Linked DNA regions of Mus musculus: all the other regions are linked to region 1. Evidence: chromatin loops called from intact Hi-C (ENCODE). Cell type or tissue: gastrocnemius. All regions are shown on one strand.

Region 1 (2,500 bases):
GTTTATGGGATCTTTGTGGCACTATTCCCTCCTTCCATGACTCATGTCAAGCCCAGAACCAGCTTTACCAGAGGTGGAGACTCAGTAGATACCCCTACCTCCCCAAAACATAGCTCCTCATTTTCCTTCTCCCTACCCAGAAGGTCCATGGGACCAACACCGGGACCCCCCTCTTACCAACTGTGCCACCCTGAGTAGGTTACCTATGACTTTGGACCTCAGTTCAAGGACAATGCCAGGCGTCCTGTGAGCTCTCAGAGTATCTTGGAAATGAAGACCACAGTCAGATCAAGCCTTGGCAGGGCACGGGGCTACCACCATGGCTGTGATTGGCCATCACCTTCACCAAGGATACTCCCTAAAATGGGTCACTCTCCTTTATACTAAAAGATGCTAGGGAGAGCCATACCCAGTGCATGGGGGGGCTGAGTTTTATTTTCTGACTTTGTTTTGTTTTTTTGTTTTTTGTTTTGTTTTTTGTTTGTTTGTTTGTTTTTTTCGAGACAGGGTTTCTCTGTGTAGCCCTGGCTGTCCTGGAACTCACTCTGTAGACCAGGCTGGCCTCAAACCCAGAAATTCGCCTGCCTCTGCCTCTCAAGTTCTGGGATTAAAGGTGTGCACCACCACCGCCTGGCGAGTTTTATTTTCTTAGACTTTTGTGTATTCCTTGATTGTTCTGCAGAGCACATGTGATATCCAGTCTTAGGAAGAAGGAAGATTCCATTGTTTAAAAATAAATAAAATCCATTCCTTTGAGCTAAGCACAGCATTCGCCTGCCTCCTGCATCAGTTATTAAATGCCACGTGGGCCCCTAGTCTTCTGACAGCAGAAAAGGAGATGCCGGCCAGGGACCGTACCTAGGTTTGTATAGAGGCAATTGTGCAGAGGTATTAGATCCCTCCCCACACACCGCCTACTATAGCCAGAGCCCCACAAGCTCAGCAGAGTCCCACAAAGTTCTCGATGGCCCAGAGAAGAACTGAGTCATCTTGAAAATGCAGGAAGTGTGGCTTTATCCATGGTGGGTGCCCTTGGATTCTGAATCAGGTATGTGGGAGTTGGAGAGAGCCCCCTTTCACCCTAGGCAGGGGTGACAAAGGGGACTATGTGTCTCCTTCTGTAATGGGGTGAGGAGGCCAGCAAAGAAAGGGAAGCAGCGGCGATATGGTGGCCAAGCCTGCCCCCTGCTGGCGATATCTGGAAGAACAGCACCAGCTTTACAACGAGGGGTCGGTAGGGAATAACACCCCACCTCTCTGGCTCACAGGCATCAGGGACTTACTCAAACTGAGGTGTGGCAGGGAGAAGGTGAAGTGGAGCCTTTTCTAGACTGAGAGAGCTGAAATTCCATCCCAAGTCTCCCCAACTTTTGTGGGTGAGGTACCTTCTGGTCTAATGTTCCTGAACCCAGTCACAGAAAGAGTCATCGGGGTTCCTGTGGGGAACGGGTTGAGAGGAAGGGATCCTACACATTCCCCCTGGGCCTTAATACTCCAGGGCCCCTCCGTGCCTCCCGGGCAACCAGGAGAAGCTAGCCCTGCTACCACAGCCTGATTTCCACTCCCACCCCAGGTATCGATCTCCTGCATCATTCATTTGCCAGGCCTTGGCGGCTGTGATTAGCTCCCTCCACCTCCCTATGGAGCCCCCCGCCCATCCCTTCATGTTCCAGCAAAGCAGAGCTAATACAGGGCTCTAAATGAGGCTTTGCCACCCGGCCTCAGCAGCTCAGAGCTAGACCTGGCCAATTACACGCAGGCCCCTCCGATAGTCCCAGACTGCCCCTTAAGGGTACTTTCCTTATTCTCACAATCCCTTCCAATCTAGCTTCCAGACCCCAGACCCTCACCCATGTGTGATACTTGGATACCCAGTCTACAGAGTAGGAAGGGGCAGATGCAAACCAGGAGCTGTATAGAATGACCCTGTGGGGAGCCCCCAGGCAGCCTTGGGGGAGCTGCCAAAGGCAGCACAGGCAAAATAGCCTGGATTTATGGACACAAAACAATCTTTGCCTCGGGCAGTGTCTACAACAAAGAATGAAACTGGAAAGGGGACAAAAGTAGGCGGGACCTTCCTTGGGGAGTTAGGAAAACCTAAGCCTGCTGCTGACCCACGGAGCTACCTGCTTCCAGAACCTGCTTCTCAGGGTAAGAGCTTATACAGCCGCTTTCAAGGCAGGGGTGTGGAACTCAGAGGGAAAGGTCCCAAGTGTCTCCACCCACCTCAATACTAGAAACCCCACACTGGGAAATTCAGTTCCCGAAATTCCTCTCCCCTCCCCACCCCCATTCCTCAGAGATGGGGAGAACCTGACTTGGTGATAATTCTGTAAGCGATGTTGCTCTTGTCAAATTATTCAACATCTGTCTTCATGTTCCCACAAAAATTAGCATAGGATAGTAGTTTCTGATGACACCTTTGGTGAAATATTTTGACTTCCCCCAGTAAGTTGCAAACAACCTGTCTTAAGGAGAATGTCACTTCCCACTCCTGCAT
Region 2 (2,500 bases), 270 kb before region 1:
GGCACTAGGCACACGCGTGGTACATACATACATGTTGGCAAGACACATACATAAAAATAAACCGAACCAAAACAATCCATAAAAATAATAAACTCCAGTTCCAGGGGATCCAACAACCTCTTCTGGTTTCTGCAGCCATTGGGCATGCACTTGGCTCAGAGACATACATGCAGGCAAAACATGTACACATATATCTTTTTTTTATTTTTTTTAAGATTTATTTATTATATGTAAGTACACTGTTGCTGTTTTCAGACACACCAGAAGAGGGCACCAGATCTCATGATCTCCTTTCGGGTGGTTGTGAGCCACCATGTGGTTGCTGGGATTTGAACTCAGGATCTTCAGAAGAGCAGTCCGTGCTCTTAACCGCTGAGCCATCTCTCCAGCCCATACACACATATCTTAAACACCCAAACTTCAGCGTGGAGAGAGAAGGGAGAGTTTCATCTCCCTAGCCCCTTCAAGCCCATTTCCATTCCTTCTGTACCCTGTATGAGCCCCAGGTAATGCGATCCATCTCTACAGATTTGCCTGGTATAATTTTTAAAGATTCAGAAACAAAATGAGGTCATGAAAAACAAATAGATGCTAAATAGGAATAGACTGAATCAACCTTAAAATGATCAGACTTTTCTAAATCACTCAAAAGTGGGTTATAATGGGGTGGAGGTATAATTTAGCTACAGAGTACATCCTTGGCTGTGTGTTCAATGTTCAGAATCTCCTACTCCCAACCCAAAGTAGGCTATAGTTCTCAATAAAATGGTTATGGCCGTCATCACCGTGTTATAAAGCAATTTTTGTTTGTTTTGTAGACACGGTCTCATATCCCAGGCTGGCCTCTAACTCACTGCATAGCGGTAGATGCCCTTGAACTCCTCATCCTCCACCACACTCTGCCAAAGGAAAAAGGGGTGGGATACAAATAAAGGTTCAGGTTCATTGCTGCTGGATCTGGGGTACTGGCTTTGGAGAGCGCAGAGAGGAAAGAAGGTATTGGGAAAGTCATTATTATACTCACGAACCCAAGGAAAGAGAGTGTTTCTGTTGTTTACTATAATTTTTAATCTATAACTTTTAAGTGTTTATTACTCTGCGCGCACACAGGCGCGCGCGCACACCCACACCCACCCGCTAGGGTGCGCATTTGGAAGTCAGAGGCCAATTTGAAAAGTCAGTTTTCCCCAGCCACCATATAGGTGAAGCCTGAGCATCGTCTCCACGCTTGCCAGCAAGTAGCTTTACTCGTTGAGCCATCCTCCAAGTCCTAAAATCTATGCTTTAGTTTAGGATTTTGTCCGCAGCAGACGTTACGCTCGTCCTTCTTCAGGCTCACACCTGCGCACTTCCCGCCCGCCTCCCGCTGCGCACGCGCACTGCCCGCCTTCCCAGGCCTGGGGCGGGCCCGCGCTCTCAACGCGGTCGATCCCCGGGCGATTGCTTCTGTCTTGTGTGTAGATTAAGTTGCGCGAGAGGAACCTCGGAGGCGGCCGGAGCTCAGGCTAGAGGTTGGCTGGTTGCTGAACGCTGCCCCAGTGCCGGTCGGGCCATGGGCGAGCCCGACCCCTTGGTCTCGGGGCAGCTCGCGGCCCGCCGGAGCTGGTGCTTGCGGCGGCTGGGGATGGACTGCGAGTGGCTGCAGCTGGAGGCTGGGACTGAGGTGAGGGCGAGAGGCCTGGCGAGCTGCGGGAGCGGGGGAAGGCCGCGCACACCGGTCGGCGGGGAGGCGCCGAGGCAGCGGGCTCCGGCCACCTCAGGGCCCGGAGGGACCGGGCCGCGAGGCCAGGCGAGTCCGCGGCTTGAGGCCCGAGCTGGAGGGCGGCTGCGCGGGAGCGGGACCCGTGCCGGAGCCGCTGTAACGGACGCGGGCCTCCCAGCGAGGAGAAGGATGGGGTCGAGAACAGGCACTGTCCCAGTTAAGGGTCTATCAGAGACGGAGAAACTGAGGCAGAGGCGTCCCCACTGATTCCTAGGAGTGGCGAACCTGTCTAGGGAGTCTGAAGATGGACGCCTGGAAGGCTGCGGAGGGCGTGGACTCTCTGGAGTTGATTTTAAGTGTGATCAGGAGTTTAAGGGTAGCATGCCTAAACCCCTCGAACTGTAATACTGAAAATAAAAGTCTTCCATTCCATCTCCGAGGGGAACTGGAGCGTCGGGGTGGGCCACTCCTGAAGTGGGTCAGCCTTCTCTCCAGAAACTGCTCACAATGTAAAGCTGACTTAAAAGGCCGGTGCTGGGGATTGAACGCAGGGTCACAGAACTTGGAAGGCAAGGACTCTACCAAATGAGCTGTATCTGCAGCTCCACAAACGCAAAATTAGAAACAAAGACAAAGTGGGAGGAACAGTTCTAAGTGGGGGAGAGGTGCTGGGTGCTGTTGTGGGCTTTCAATCCTTGCAGTCTGCTCTGGAAGCAGAACTGGGTCAGGGATGCGCTTGCAATGTAGAATCCTTGAGGTTTTGGAAAGCCTGTACAGTACTGAATGTTGGTCATGTGT
Region 3 (2,500 bases), 280 kb before region 1:
CGGGCATGGTGGCAGCACTCGGGAGGCAGAGGCAGGCAGATTTCTGAGTTCGAGGCCAGCCTGGTCTACAGAGTGAGTTCCAGGACAGCCAGGGCTACACAGAGAAACCCTGTCTCGAAAAACCAAAAAAAACAAAACAACCAACCAAACAAAAAAACCAACCAACAAAACATGAAGAACCCCAACGCTTCTGGGGACAGGTACACACATGCCACCTCATGGAGGGGGCTTCAGGACAATGCCCAGGAGTCTGTTACCTCCTCCTGTCAGGTGGGTTCCGGGGTCAGGCTGTCAGGCGTGATGGTAGATGCCTTTTCCTTGTTGAGCCATTTGCTGACCTCCGATTGCCCCATTTCATAAATGAGAAGACCGTGATTTAAAAGCATCCCACCAGCGGGGCTGGAGAGGTGGCTCGTGGGTCACAAGCCCTTTTCACTCTTCCAGAGGCCCCAAGTTCAGCTCTGAGCACCCAGCTGCAGTGGCTCACAGCTGTCTGTACCTCCTGGCACTCTGATGCCCCTGACTGTGCTCATGTGCACGTGCCCACACAGAGACATATACTCACATGCACATGCCCACGCGCAGACACACGCCTGCATGGTTTTTTAGTACAAGCGCATCCTAAAACATCAGTAACAAAAAGCCCACCTGTCGAGCATTAATTTCGAAGCCGTCATGCAGGGTAGGGACCAGGCTTGTTTAACTTGCTCAGGATATGATGCAGATTCCAGGGCAGGAGCCAAGTGGCAGGTGGCAGCTAGCTTCTACTGAATTTGTAGAATGATCTCCTGGTGAGTCTCCTCCTAAGAGAAAGAAGCCGCCGGGCATGGTCGCACATGCCTTTAATCCCAGCACTCGGGAGGCAGAGGCAGGCGAATTTCGAGTTTGAGGCCAGCCTGGTCTACAAAGTGAGTTCCAGGACAGCCAGGGCTATACGGAGAACCCTGTCTCGAAAAAAACAAAAACAAAAACAAAAACCCAAGAGAAAGAAGCCACCTCTGCTGGCCGTCTGTCAGGGATGCTGAAGGCAGCTGGCCAAGGTGGCCTCCAGGCTCCCTTTCCGTGCTGGCCCTGCCCTGAAGAATGATTAGGCCCAAGCAGCTAAGTTTACCTCATGCCTCTTGCTTCATGGCCAGTGCATTGCCAGGATGGCAGCAGGCACCTGGGAATGGGTTGGTGAGATGCCTGGCATGCCATAGGCCATGTGCTGACGTCAGCCGTGAGTGGCACTGGGGGGTCAAAGGTCAGCCCACAGTGGGAGGGGCTGGTAAGAAAGAGAACCTGCTCCTGGCCCCTGAGGCCTGCTGGTAGCTCTGACCTGGTGCCGCTTTCAGAGCAGGTACACAGTCACTTCAGGAGGTACGAGGTGGAGTACCTGCAGTTTGCCTTTCGGTGGATGAACAACCTGCTGATGCGGGAACTTCCCCTACGCTGCACCATCCGCCTGTGGGACACGTACCAGGTATGGAGGGACCCCTCCCTCTCCCAGCTATCCCCGTGAAGCCTCTCCACCCACCTTCGTCTTGTGTCTGCCTTTGGAATCTCTTGAGCCCATGTTCTCTGTCACACAAGAGGTTTTAAGCTGTGAGAGGTTCACAGTTGGGGCCCTGAGGCCTACCTGACTCTCGTTTTCTTTCCCAGTCTGAGCCAGAAGGCTTCTCGCACTTCCATCTCTATGTCTGCGCCGCCTTCTTGATCAAGTGGAGGAAGGAGATTTTGGATGAGGAAGACTTTCAGGTGAGTGGGCAGAAGGGCTGCGGAGTGGCCGCACGGGCCCGAGAGACTCATCATCCACTCATTCGTGGCTGTTGGTTACAGGTATGGCCTGTGAGTCACTACGGAGGCCCAGGACGTCCTGGGAAGTGAAGCGGGCAGAGGGCCGTTCTTACAGCCCACATGCTGAGGGAAGACAGGCAGTAGACAAAGTCACGGGGGTGCCAGAGGTTCTGGGGTTAAGTACACACTACCGCAAGGCCCAGCAACCTGTGTGGATCCTTAGCGGTAGGAAGGGAGGCTGCACATTCAAAGGAAGCAGTCAGGATATGCTCACCAAGAAGGCGACATTTAAGCAGAGGCCTGAGGAGGGTGAGGGAGCAAGCCATATGGCCACTGGGGCAGAGGGCGTGACTGACCTAGAGGCTTTATGTCAGCTGTGTGCCTGGCAGTTTGAGGGGTTATGAAACGAGGCCTGAATAGGTGGCCAGAGGAAGAGCAGAGCAAGCTAAGTCAGAGAAGGCAGGTAGGGCAGGAAGTTGCTGTGAGCGCCCAGCTGTTCCTGGCAGGTCTTAGGAATGGAGTGGGTACGCCCTTGAAGGCCACTCTGCTTCTCTGTGCAGTGGCTGGAGGTGGGGAGTGTGGGCACAGCAGCCACCCAGGACACTGCTGTCATTCTCCAAGGGGTCTGGCTATGGGTAGTGACAGCAGAGGTGTACATGGCCGTGTTTGGGGTCCTTTGTATCCACTGCCCAGGCTCTTTGATGGGCTGTGTTTGGACTGTGAC
Region 4 (2,500 bases), 250 kb before region 1:
TGTGGGTCCTTTTGAAAAGCAAACACCCAGCCAGGCATGATGGCCCACGCCTTTAATCCCAGCACTCGGGAAGCAGAGGCAGGCCGATTTCTGAGTTCGAGGCCAGCCTGGTCTACAAGGTGAGTGCCAGGACAGCCAGGGCTACACAGAGAAACCCTGTCTGGAAAGAACCAAACCAAAAAAAAAAAAAAAAAAAAAAAAAAGATAAGCAAACACCTGTCTCCTAGGCTACCGTTTGTTACTTCGCCATGTTATCACACCAGCTATTTTAATTTTCATACATTTTCGTACCATTTGTAACCAATTCATTTTATGCTAAGTGTTACGCTTATACAGTTGAGTAGCAGGTGAGTTTTAGTCTTTTTTACACCTTTGGAAAGGAAGATGGGTGTGCAGAGAGACTGCTGTTCCCAAGCAGCCCCTAGGAAGATTGGGTGTGTCTGCCTCCTGCGGAAAGACCAGGTCTGTGACTGGAGTCACTTTGGCTGCCACTTTGGCTGCAAGTCATTCCCAGCGTAGTCTCCAGTCTGATGGGTTGCTTAGGACTGTGGGAACTGGAGGGGAGTGGGAGGAAAGGGAGGCAGAACCGGGTGCTGAGCCAGCCGGAGCAGAGCGGAGCCTCTGTGAGGCGGGGCTGTGGTGAGTCTGCCTGTGGGCCTGGGAGATTCGCTCTGTTGTGCTTGAGAAAGTAAGAGTGTCCCTTTCACATTGCAGGCTGTCACCCTGAACTGTGCCCACAGTTTCTGCTCCTTCTGTATCAATGAATGGATGAAACGGAAAGTAGAGTGTCCCATTTGTCGAAAGGACATTGAGTCCAGAACCAACTCCCTGGTTCTGGACAACTGCATTAGTAAGATGGTGGATAACCTAAGCTCAGACGTGAAGGAAAGAAGAAGTGTCCTTATTAGGGAACGGAGAGGTGAGTGGCTCTGAACTCCTACTCCCTGACAAAGGGCTTCCTTACTTAGCTACAGCAGGCGTTTTTACAGGGTGAAGTTGGACAATAGAGTTTAGTAAATGTTTTTGGAGTACAGGCAGGAGAAATGGGAGTATCTGCAGAGTTCAGGTAGCCCGCATAGGAAAGAACCGAATTAGAGTTAGTCTCTGTTGTTTGAGCTCCACCTGGTAGGTGTGTTCCCGCTTGCTCTGGAGCAAAAAGCTGGGCCAGAAAACAGTCAAATGGTTTGCTGTCTGCACACCAGGTGGTGCTGTTGCTGAAGGCAGCCGGCCAGTTAGAGATGGAAATACATACATAAGCTCTGTAAGGGCTTAGGGCTGGGGTGTAGTCAGCCACAAAGCCCTGGGTTCAGTCCCTAGCACCACTATTCACACACACACATTATTGCGTCCTGGTGGGTTTGATAACACATCTCCAGTCAGGGGACTTGGGGTGAGAAGATTGGGGAAGGGATGGCAAGTGTTCCTGAACTGTCCCTCCTAGTGAATATCTGTCCATTTAAGTCAGTGGTTCTCAACATCCCTAATGCTGCAACCCTTTAAAGTAGTCCCTCTTGTTGTGACTGACAACCATAAAATTAATTTGGTTACCACTCCATAACCATCTGTACGTTTGCTACTGTTATGAATCACAATGTAAATATCTGTTTCTGGTGGTCTTTGGGGGTCGTGCCCACAGGTTGAGAACCGCTGGTTTAAGTGATGCTGCCACACTAGGGGCTTGCTGTGTTAATGCCGCAGAAAGCCACTCCTTCATGTTGCAGCAGAAGATTCTTGGTGCAGAACAAGGAAGCTGCTGGGTATTGCATAGAGAGCCATGGCACAAGAGGCGGGGTGTCCATGGCCGTCGTGTTCTGTTGCTACCTTCTGGGAATTGGAAATTAACTCAGCTCCTGTCTGTGATGCTGTCACATGACCGGTGTGTGGGGGTTGGGTGGGGGTGGGGTGGCCTGGTTATACTCCTGAGCTGAGAGATGCTGGGCAGCATAGAGGCCAGATGCTGGTCATAGCAGTCGAGTGGCCCTACAGGAACCAGCTTTTCCAGGTAGGGACAGGGATCTGTTGCTGACACATGTGCATCCATAGTGTGAGACTGGGCTGGGTGCTGTGGATGCCGAGTGGGAAGGGTTCCTGGCTAGGAGTGTGAGCTGACCCTTGACGTGTGTGCTTGCTGCTTTCCTGATACCTGCTAGAGTATTTTGCTCAGTTTAGAGTCTCTATAAGTTTTACCTCTGCCCTTGGTTCTGGCAGAAGCCCATTGCTCTTCATTTCCACCTGTATTTCCATAGGAACATGACACTAGCCCTGGGAAGAGAGAGAGCATCTCACTTCCTCTCACGCTTACCTGAAGGTGTTGTGTGGCTTCAGAGGAAGGACCGCTTACGTGGGTCTGGGCAGGTGGAGATGAGAGAGGATCCTGTAGAGGAAGCCATGTTTATGCCAAGCCTTACAGCTTTCTGGTTGCTTGCTTTCCAAGCCAAGAACATGACACAGTTTGCAGAACAGCCAAAACTGGGAGGGGCCTGCCAATGGCTTGCTTCTG

What was found. Hi-C counts contacts between places; a loop is a spot of excess contacts. Peaks named below come from ENCODE experiments on the same cell type or tissue, not always from the same donor. Only the 100,000 strongest peaks of a DNase experiment are listed, where the experiment ranks them.
Region 2: a loop joins it to region 1, with 4 times the contacts of the local background. A loop is called at or near these places in 19 of 42 quality-filtered maps.
Region 3: a loop joins it to region 1, with 6 times the contacts of the local background. A loop is called at or near these places in 19 of 42 quality-filtered maps.
Region 4: a loop joins it to region 1, with 2.7 times the contacts of the local background. A loop is called at or near these places in 9 of 42 quality-filtered maps.

Annotation. Positions count from the first base shown.
Region 1 is chr17:29,881,906-29,884,405 of GRCm38, forward strand. All of the region lies in intron 1 of Mdga1 (MAM domain containing glycosylphosphatidylinositol anchor 1), which reads right to left. Among named protein-coding and RNA genes, the nearest start is that of Mdga1, 5.4 kb to the right of the region's middle. In gastrocnemius, a CTCF peak has its summit at 1,208 (motif pointing left); DNase peaks (open chromatin) are centred at 1,190, 1,585 and 1,982.
Region 2 is chr17:29,613,416-29,615,915 of GRCm38, forward strand. Rnf8 (ring finger protein 8) reads left to right here and starts at 1,374. Exons shown (of 8, transcript NM_021419.2): 1 at 1,374-1,663. The coding sequence starts at 1,553. Gm28043 (predicted gene, 28043) reads left to right here and starts at 1,374. Exons shown (of 28, transcript NR_132314.1): 1 at 1,374-1,663. In gastrocnemius, CTCF peaks have their summits at 264 (motif pointing right) and 1,138; DNase peaks (open chromatin) are centred at 263 and 1,394; H3K4me3 peaks cover 1,830 bases; H3K27ac peaks cover 1,862 bases.
Region 3 is chr17:29,598,505-29,601,004 of GRCm38, forward strand. Tbc1d22b (TBC1 domain family, member 22B) reads left to right here. Exons shown (of 13, transcript NM_198647.1): 11 at 1,335-1,462; 12 at 1,642-1,737. Among named protein-coding and RNA genes, the nearest start is that of Tbc1d22bos, 3.4 kb to the left of the region's middle. In gastrocnemius, no CTCF peak of the experiment used is centred here; a DNase peak (open chromatin) is centred at 1,209.
Region 4 is chr17:29,635,104-29,637,603 of GRCm38, forward strand. It overlaps Rnf8 (ring finger protein 8), which reads left to right. Exons shown (of 8, transcript NM_021419.2): 7 at 715-919. Gm28043 (predicted gene, 28043) reads left to right here. Exons shown (of 28, transcript NR_132314.1): 7 at 715-919. Among named protein-coding and RNA genes, the nearest start is that of Rnf8, 22 kb to the left of the region's middle. In gastrocnemius, a CTCF peak has its summit at 1,196 (motif pointing right); DNase peaks (open chromatin) are centred at 1,218 and 2,434; H3K27ac peaks cover 523 bases.